Regions from separate parts of the Homo sapiens genome. Here region 1 is linked to region 2. Evidence: read pairs that join two places in POLR2A ChIA-PET (ENCODE). Cell type or tissue: MCF 10A. All regions are shown on one strand. Links, peaks and the distances in the headings refer to the core of each region. The heading gives the core; the rest is flanking DNA.

Region 1 (4,395 bases), core at 279-4,278, 2.0 Mb after region 2:
GCTTAAATTTAAACCTACCATTTTGTTATTTATTTTCTGTTTGTTCCCTCTGTTTTGTTCCTGTTTTCCCTTTCCTCTTTTCTTTTGGAGTCTTTGAATATTTGTTAGTATTTCATTATAATTGATTTATTGAGTTTTGACTAGTATCTCTTTATATAGTTTTTTTTTTAAGTGTTTGGTCTACGAATTACATTATACATACACATAATTATAACATTAATATTGTACACTTTACTTATAATTAACATTTCATTACTTAGAATGAAATACAGAAACCTTGCAAGTACATAGGTCCCTTTACCCTCCTACTTTGTTTTCGTTGTCAAATACATTGAAATCCCAACATTGTTACAGATTTTGCTCTTAACCATCATGCATACTTGAAATAACTCGAGAAGAATTGTATATTATGTTTACCGAGGTTTTTACCATTTCTGTTGCTTTTCTTTCACTACTGATATTCCAAGTTTCCCTCTGGTATCATTTCCATTCTCCATGAAGAACCTCATAGCGTTTCATTTAGAGCAGATTTGTTGGCTATGAGTTCTCTTCATTTTCCTTTATCTGAAATTTTTTTTTTTTTTTTTTGAGACGGAGTCTCACTCTGTCACCCAGGCTGGAAGTGCAGTGGTGCGATCTTGGCTCACTGCAACCTCTGCCTCCCGGGTTCAAGCAATTCTCCTGCCTCAGCCTCCAGAGTAGCTGGGACTACAGGTGCCCACCACCATGCCCAGCTAATTTTTGTATTTTTAGTAGAGACAGAGTTTCACCATGTTGGCCAGGCTGGTCTCAAACTCCTGAGCTCAGGTGATCTGCCTGCCTCAGCCTCCCAAAGTGATAGGATTACAGGCATGTGCCACTGCACCTGGCCTGTTCTAAGCTTTATATAAAATAATCCAAGAAGTAGGGATGCGTACTCTTTAAACAAATAGAAAGACAGAAAGTCTCAGCTAAGAAATAGAAGATATAAAGAAGCAAATGGGCCGGGTGTGTTGGCTCACACCTGTGATCCCAGCACTTTGGGAGGCCGAGGTGGGTGGATCACGAGGTCAGGAGATTGAGACCATCCTGGTCAACATGGTGAATCCCTGTCTTTACTAAAAATACAAAAATTAGCTCGGTGTGGCGGCGCTTGCCTGTAATCCCAGCTACTTGGGAGGCTGAGGCAGGAGAATCGCTTGAATTCGGGAGGCGGAGGTTGCAGTGAGCCAAGATCGCACCACTGAACTCCAGCCTGACGACAGAGCTAGACTCTGTCTCAAAAAAAAAAAAAAAAAAAAAAAAAAAAAGCAAATGAAAATCTTAGAACCATAGAACGTAGTATCCAAAATAAAAATGGATGGGCTGGATAGCAGAAGGTAGCTCATCACTCACTGTAACCTTGAACTCCTGGGCTCCAGTAATCCTCCCGCTTCAGCCTCCTGATTAGCTGGGACTGCAGGGGTATACCACCATGCCTGGCTAATCTTGGGTTATTTTATTATAGCTGCTTTACAATCTGATAATTCCAACAACTGTGTCATCTTGGCATTGGCATCTGTTGATTGTCTTTTTCCATATGAATTGAGATTTTCCTGGTTCTTTGTATGCCAAGTAATTTAGAATTATATCGTGGACATTTGTTTATTATGTTATGGGACTCTGGTCTTGTTTAAATCCTATGAAGAATGTTGATTTTTGTTTTGTTTTCGAAAGCAATCAACCTGGCTGGGTTCAAGTGAGAAGTTCTGGTCAGTCTTCTGTGGGTTGAAGGTTCAATATCAATTCTGTTTCAAAGCCTTTGTGATGCTATTTGAATCTTTGCTCGGTATATGCCACCCAGTGGTCAGTCTGGGACCTAGGTGGTGAGCTATCCCATAGTTCATTCTCAACGTCTTTACTGCACTGTTTAGGGTCAGATACACATATATATACAACTTTGGGTGAGCTCAGGAGTTTATAAGCTTTATGGGCTTGGTGTTTTGATTTATAAACAGGAGTTTATAGAACTTTATGGGTTTGCTTCCTCTTTCTGCCAGTTCCTTGGTATTTTCCAGCCCTTAGAACTCCTCTTTCGGGTCTGTGTCCCAAAAGCTGGTTCTTTAGTTACCCTACTCTGTTGAACAGTTTCCACAGCTGTGTCCATGTCCTAGGCCACATGGTGGGAGGACAGGGGAAGGGGAAAGCAAGGGGGTTCGCTCATGCCCTAAGAACTCGGGTTCCTCTGAGTCGACTCCTCTGTTGTGGACATCTGTAGCCTCCTGCTGCTGCATTGCCTCTGACACTTCAGGGTTGTCTGGGGTCTGAAATCTAAGTGAGAATGAAGGAAAAAAAAAGTTAAAAGGAAAATAAAACCCAGGATTGTGTTCAATGTCTATGAGTGTTAGGAAAATCCCCCTGTCTACTTTTCTGGCCAGAACTAGAGGATTGTCCTGGACTCCCTATCTATACCAGGCTCTCTTTTCTGGGTTTTTCTGGGTTTGAGGCTCCTTAGAGTCTAAGCTGGGGAACACTGGAGGAAAAATAGGAGCCTGACTGTTGGTTCTGTGGTGCTTTGAACTCTGGGCATCTTCACCATCTGCCTACTTTGATTTGTTTTTCAGTGTCCTGAAATAGCTGCTCTGTGCATTGTTTCCAGTTTGATAGCAGCATTCAGTGGGACAGACAGGCTGGAGTGTACCTACTTCATTAACTGGAACTGGAATTCCAAATTTATGATACTTGGAAGCTTTCTAATTTGTTTTTGTTGTCTGTTTTTATTGTCTGATAGCCAAATAGGCTCCTGGCTTGCAGGCTGCTGGGGCCCTGGCTTGTGTAGAGATGAATCACGGTGGCATGGTGTTTTGGTTTTTTGTTTGTTTTGTTTTTGTAGTAAGGAAATGTTTTATTTTTATTTTATTTTATTTTTTTGAGACAGAGTCTTGCTCTGTTGCCCAGGCTGGAGTGCAGTGGTGCGATCTCAGCTCACTGCAGTGTCTGCCTCCCGAGTTCACGCAATTCTCCTGCCTCAGCCTCCTGAGTAGCTGGAATTACAGGCATGCACCACTATGCCCGGCTAATTTTTTTGTTGTTTTAGTAGAGATGGGGGTTTCACCGTGTTGGCCAGGCTGGTCTTGAACTTCTGACCTCAGGTGATCCACCCACCTTGGCCTCCCAAAGTGCTGGGATTACAGATGTGAGCCACCGTGCCCGGCCTATAGTAAGGAAATGTTTTAAGTATTACTCTGGGATATTCCTGGCATGTGCAAGGAATCATATAAAAGGATCCATTTTAATAAAATTTGGACTTAATGTTACTATCTTTTCATATTAGCGAACAGACTTTTCTGCCTGTGAATATGAAAACAGAGCATTATAGAAAAGATTTGGGACTGCTTAGCTCTACTTCCCACTAAAAATGACAGTCTTTTACTTCATCCTTAACTGACAAGCGTTTAGCCTCAGTGTGACTGATGTCAGCTAAAATCACCAGGTCTGTTTTCACTTGGCTGCTTTTATCAAGTCTGTTCTCCCTACTCTATATTCCTGTAGCTGAATCTTTGAACCTGAAATTTATACGGGTTACAGTCCATCCGCAGCACCAGTCTGGCTGATGTTGGGATAATTTTGAAGCTTATTACCTTACATATTAGCAATCTGAAGTCTCTTATTCACAGATGTGGCAAGTGATAAACCAGCTTTGTATGTTTTCTCCCAAATAATTTCTAGAAACTTAAGTGGCCCTTCACCTGAGCCCATGTTTTAGGCTGACATGGAACATTAATTATCAACCTTTGGATAGTGTCCAGTTGCCTGTGGACATGGTTTAATGACTGTTTCGTAGATGCCTGTTCATGCCCTGTTGGTCAGTCATTACTCAGCTATTTTCCTGAGTGTCTGTTCGGGAGGGATAGAGCAGGGAGCCAGCTAGACGCGATTCCGGAGACAGGCCCCACCGTGCGGTAAACTGCACTTCCTCACTTAGCACAGCGAGCAGGAGAGGGAAGAGCTGACTATGGGGACAGGGCAGCCAAGTGTTAGGAGATTTGAGGAGACAGCAGGAAGCCTGCAGAGGGAGAGGTTTATTGTGGAGGGATGAGGAAAGGCTTCCCAGAGCAGCTTGCAGTTATTTTTTTATTTGCTTGTTTTTAAATTACTTCTTAAAGAAATCACACAAGTAATACCAATTTAAGAAAAATTAGAAAATACCTCTAAGTTAAAAGAAAAAAACACATGTCCTAGTATCTTACTCATCAGAGATGAACACTAGTCACATTGTGTGTAACACTGTCTCCGTATTTGTTCACATATGTCTGTGTGCATATATTTACAAGTACAGATTGCTTTGTAACATGACTGTTCTATGCTGCTTCTCCTTATCAATAGACTTTACAACATTGAAAATTTTTCTTTTTAATTTACATGCAATAAATTTCA
Region 2 (4,395 bases), core at 74-4,073:
AAATGCTTGCTAACTAGATTTTGAAATCTAAAGAAAAACTTGAGAAAAAAATGCACTTTGAATTGACTGATGACACATTCTCAATCTCTCAACACCCAGGGAAAATAATGCTAGTGTGAATGAATGTGGTAGTTTACTTCTGAGTCATGCAATTTAAAAGTTTTTGATTTTTGGTGAATTCATATGCTTTTGAAACTATTGACTATTATTTAGATAGTCATAAAACAAAAGTTAGTATGAAAACTATTTTTAAATGGTATAGTAACCTTAAGTTTACAGCAGAGTCTGTATTAAAGGTATTGTTTAAACATGAAAGCTCAATTTATCTGGATGATGTTAAGATGAACAGTTCACTCGATCATCTTTCTACAGCAGTCTTTCCTAATAAGGCAATTACTGATAGTTAGATTGCTAAAAATCCAAACACTTCACAATTTTGATGTTAACTCTTCCCTACACCACATCTGTAAAAGATAAAAGTAGAAGACTGGCTAAATAAATCATGGTACATTCACCATGTAAAAGACTACGGCGCTATTAAAAACAAGATAGATGTGTATTTAACAGTCTGGAAAGATGCCTGTGATTCTAAGTTAAAAAGCGAGCTGCAGAGTAACATTTGTATGCATGATATAGTCCAATTCTTGTTTTTAAAATTCCTGTATGCATACATAAGTTTTTTGTGCAAAAAAAAAAAAAAAGGGTCTACAAGGATTCTTATAAAATCAGTAACTGTGTGCTTGCCCTTAAGAGAGTAGAACTGGGGAAGAAATTTCACGTGTTTATTTCTTTTTCTCTTTATTTATTTTTTGGTTTTTTTTGAAGACAGGGTCTTGCTCTGTTACCCAGGCTACAGTACAGTGGTGTGATCTTGGCTCACTGCAACCTCTGCCTCCCGGGCTCAAAAGATCCTTTTTTTTTTTTTTGAGACAGCATCTCACTCTGTTGCCCAGGCTGGAGTGCAGTGCAGTCGTATGATCTTGGCTCACTGCAACCTCCATCTCCCAGGTTCAAGCGATTCTCCTGCCCCAGCCACCTGAGTAGAGTAGATGGGACTACAGGCATGCACCACCATGCCTGGCTAATTTTTGTATTTTTTGTAGAAACCGGGGTCTCACCATGTTGCCCAGGCTGGTCTCGAACTCCTGGGTTCAAGCAATCCTCCCACCTCAACCTCCCACAGTGCTAGAATTACAGTTGTGAGCCACCATACCCCAGCCTTCATGTGTTTATTTCTGACTTGCTTCTATTGACAGGCAGTAGAGTTCAGTGGTGTAAGCTCAGTCTGCTTAGGTTTGAATCTGAGCTCTACTACTTACTTAGCTGTGTGATCTTGGGCAAGTTACTTAACTTCTCTGGCCTCAGTTTCCTCACCTGTAAAACGGGGACAACAATAGTACCTCCCTCAAGGGATGTTTGAGGATTAAATGAGCTGATGCATATAAAGTACTAAGAACTTTATCTGTCACATAGTAAGTGCCACATATTTTTATTGAAAAAAGTGTGTCTTTACAGTGAACATATTTTCATGTATTAATTTGAAATCCCAACCAACCAACCGTCCCTATGTAAACAATATAAAATGGTATACATTGGGGAGGAGACGATAAAAAAATAAAAAGCTCCCCAGGCAATTTGATCACCAGCCAAGCTTGCAAACTACTGACTCAGAGGCCAAAAGCAGGGATAAACCAGTTGAAGTGGGGCTAAGTCCCAGCTGAGGAATGCAGGAGACTTCTGGAAGCGGAAAAAGACCATAAAAGACAAGAGAAGAGCAGGTTTCGAAGTACGGTGGGAAGCCTGGATGAAGCGACTCTACAGGGAGAAGGCAGTGTGTGGGCCTGGCGTCCTGTCCTGGCTTGTGTGGGGAGAGCTCACAAGTTGCTGTTTCTCCCCTGCCTGAAGTTACAACAAGATGGGGCACGCTGTGCAAAGGCCGCTCAGAAGGCAGTCAGCCTTCAGCAAGACACCCAGGAGAGCAGCCGAACCCTCCACCTGGGCCCTCTCACTGGCCAGTGAGCAGTCCAGCCAGCCGCCCTCTCATAGCTCCAGGGCCATTTCCCATGCACGCACAGGGAAGTTAGGGCCTCAAGGCTGAGGAGCTTGGACTCAGTAACTCGCCTCAGGCCACATCATTTGGGATGAGAAACAGCTTAGAATCCATTTTTCCCTTGCCTGTGCTGGGATATATACCATTAGGTCTCTTCCCACTGCTGGGTTTAACGAGAGTCTGAAGAATTTCCAAATGGACCCAAGTGCAAATCATTTCTCTAAACAGTAGTTCTAGCTTCTCTATAAAATGACTGGGGGCCAGGAATGATGGCTCACACAGGAAATCCCAACTTTGGGGTGCTGAGGCGGGTGGATCACTTGAGGCCAGGAGTTCAAGACCAGCCTGGGCAACATAGTGAGACCCTGTCTCTAAAAAAAAAAAAAAAAAAAAGAAAGAAAAAGACTGGGAGATATGGGGAATACCTGTGGTCCCCAAATTTGAAGGAGGAGACTTCTTAGAAAGATGCGCATGCACTCTTAGGCACGGTTAATTCCTGGGGATCAACGACTTCCTAAAGCGAATGTGAGACCCTAGAGTAAGAACTCAAGCAAAAATACCTTCTACTCCTCCTAGCGTACAACACAGGTTGTCAAGGTCTCTTGCTAATAGGTAACTTCCAACTTTAAAGTGGTCTTCAACAAAAGGGGGGCTACTGAGATTGAAGGAGAAGAAGAGGGCCTGGGATTATACCTCCCCATTCCCCATCTCCCCATTTAGCCCTAAGATGCCTCAGAGTCCTAGGGAAAAACAGATCTTTCCTCTTGGGGTTCAGTAGCACCTGGAGAGGCTCTCACGAAGGGAGGCAGCCCACCAGCCCTCCCACCTCCTAGCTCTGTGGCCTTGGCTCTGAGCCCTCTCCTCAGATGTTAGACAGCCACAGAGCCAGAGTCCTGAGTTCAAAGATGGGGTCGAGGGAGAAAGGAAGACGTTTGGCTTTTTGAGACAGAGTCTTGCTCTGTCGCCCAGGCTGGAGTGCAGTGGTGCGATCTCGGCTCACTGCAACCTCTGCCTCCCAGGTTCAAGCAATTCTTCTACCTCAGCCTCCCGAGTAGCTGGGATTACAGGCACACGCCACCATGCCCGGCTAATTTTTATATTTTTAGTAGAGACAGGGTTTCACCATGTTGGCCAGGCTGGTCTCGAACTCCCGAGCTCAGGTGATCCACCCGCCTAGGCCTCCCAAAGTGCTGGGATTACAGGTGCCAGCCATCACACCGAGCCCGTTTGGCTTTCTTTCCCCAGGTGAGGCATTCTGGTTCACTGCCCAAGCAGCAGGTCCCCAACACTCTTAAGTCCAGCAGACAGAGGCAGCTGCAGCCTGGAGGGAATTCTGTCAGCTGGAGGAATTTGCAGACCTCTGATGCTCTAGGTAACCCAGAGCCCTGAGGATGCCCAGATTTGGCTGGGGGAGGAGGAGCGAGTGAGGAAGGGTCTGTCAAGCTCTTCTACCCAGAGCAAGAGGTGGGAGGTCTTTGCTGCTGGAGGCAGGTGGGGGTGGGGTGACAGTTCTCTGCAGAGGGCTGTCAGTTTGAGTGCTCTCAGACCTGGTATCTGAACCCTCCCTGTTCCCCCATATCTTAAAAGGGAGGCCAGAGGTCCTGGGCAGAAGTGCCTGCCAACCCCAACCCTCCTGGCGATTAGCAGGGGCCTGTGGAGAGAATAGGAATTCAAAGCCCTTGGGTCAGAAGTTAACTATTTCCAATCTTCCTCTAATTTGGCTGGGGCCAGAAGACTCCAAATATCTTTCCCTTTCCCACCCTGATTGCCAAATGGTCAGTGCCTCATACTTAGGGGGTCACACCTGTGTTCAAAATGTGACACCACAATTTATTAGCTGGGTGACCTTAGATAGTTACAAAGTGACAAGCCGAGGTTTCCTATCCAGTTAAATGGGGCCAATTCCACCCACCTCATGGGGCTTTTAGGAGGATTAAAGGGGCTTATTACATAAAGTACATAGTGTGATTCTGGAATTCAGTAAGCTATTAGGTGGTATCTGGGTGGTGGTGGTGAGTTTTCACAGCCCTTCCTTGCCAGCCCTGCTGCCTGGGTTGGCAATGCCAGGTGACTAAATGAAATGAGAAAAAGGCAACTGAGGCAGACATGGTCCTCCAGTCTGAGAATCGGGAGGGGAGTTGAGAAGGGTTGCTGGGAGTGGGGGCCAATATCCTGGTTCCAGGGAAGACTTCAGAGACCCTGGCCTCCATACTGGTACAACTGGGACTTCAGCCATTGTCTCCATACTGGTACAACTGGGATTTCCCCAAACACTTTGCTGCCTCTGTTATGGGGTGAGACAAATTTCAAGCGGGGCTGGACCCTGCCTATGCCTCACTGGCTCT

What was found. ChIA-PET counts read pairs that join two places held together with the same protein. Peaks named below come from ENCODE experiments on the same cell type or tissue, not always from the same donor. Only the 100,000 strongest peaks of a DNase experiment are listed, where the experiment ranks them.
Region 1: POLR2A ChIA-PET joins it to region 2 with 6 read pairs; 1 of 35 experiments calls an interaction of 5 or more read pairs at or near these places.

The regions. Positions count from the first base shown.
Region 1 is chr16:66,660,427-66,664,821 of GRCh38, reverse strand. The region is part of intron 1 of CMTM4 (CKLF like MARVEL transmembrane domain containing 4); the gene reads left to right. Among named protein-coding and RNA genes, the nearest start is that of CMTM4, 34 kb to the left of the region's middle. In MCF 10A, for the core only: a CTCF peak has its summit at 1,808; DNase peaks (open chromatin) are centred at 1,821 and 3,901.
Region 2 is chr16:68,656,111-68,660,505 of GRCh38, reverse strand. All of the region lies in intron 2 of CDH3 (cadherin 3), which reads right to left. Among named protein-coding and RNA genes, the nearest start is that of CDH3-AS1, 12 kb to the right of the region's middle. RefSeq lists an enhancer at 1,947-2,447. In MCF 10A, for the core only: no CTCF peak of the experiment used is centred there; DNase peaks (open chromatin) are centred at 85 and 1,745.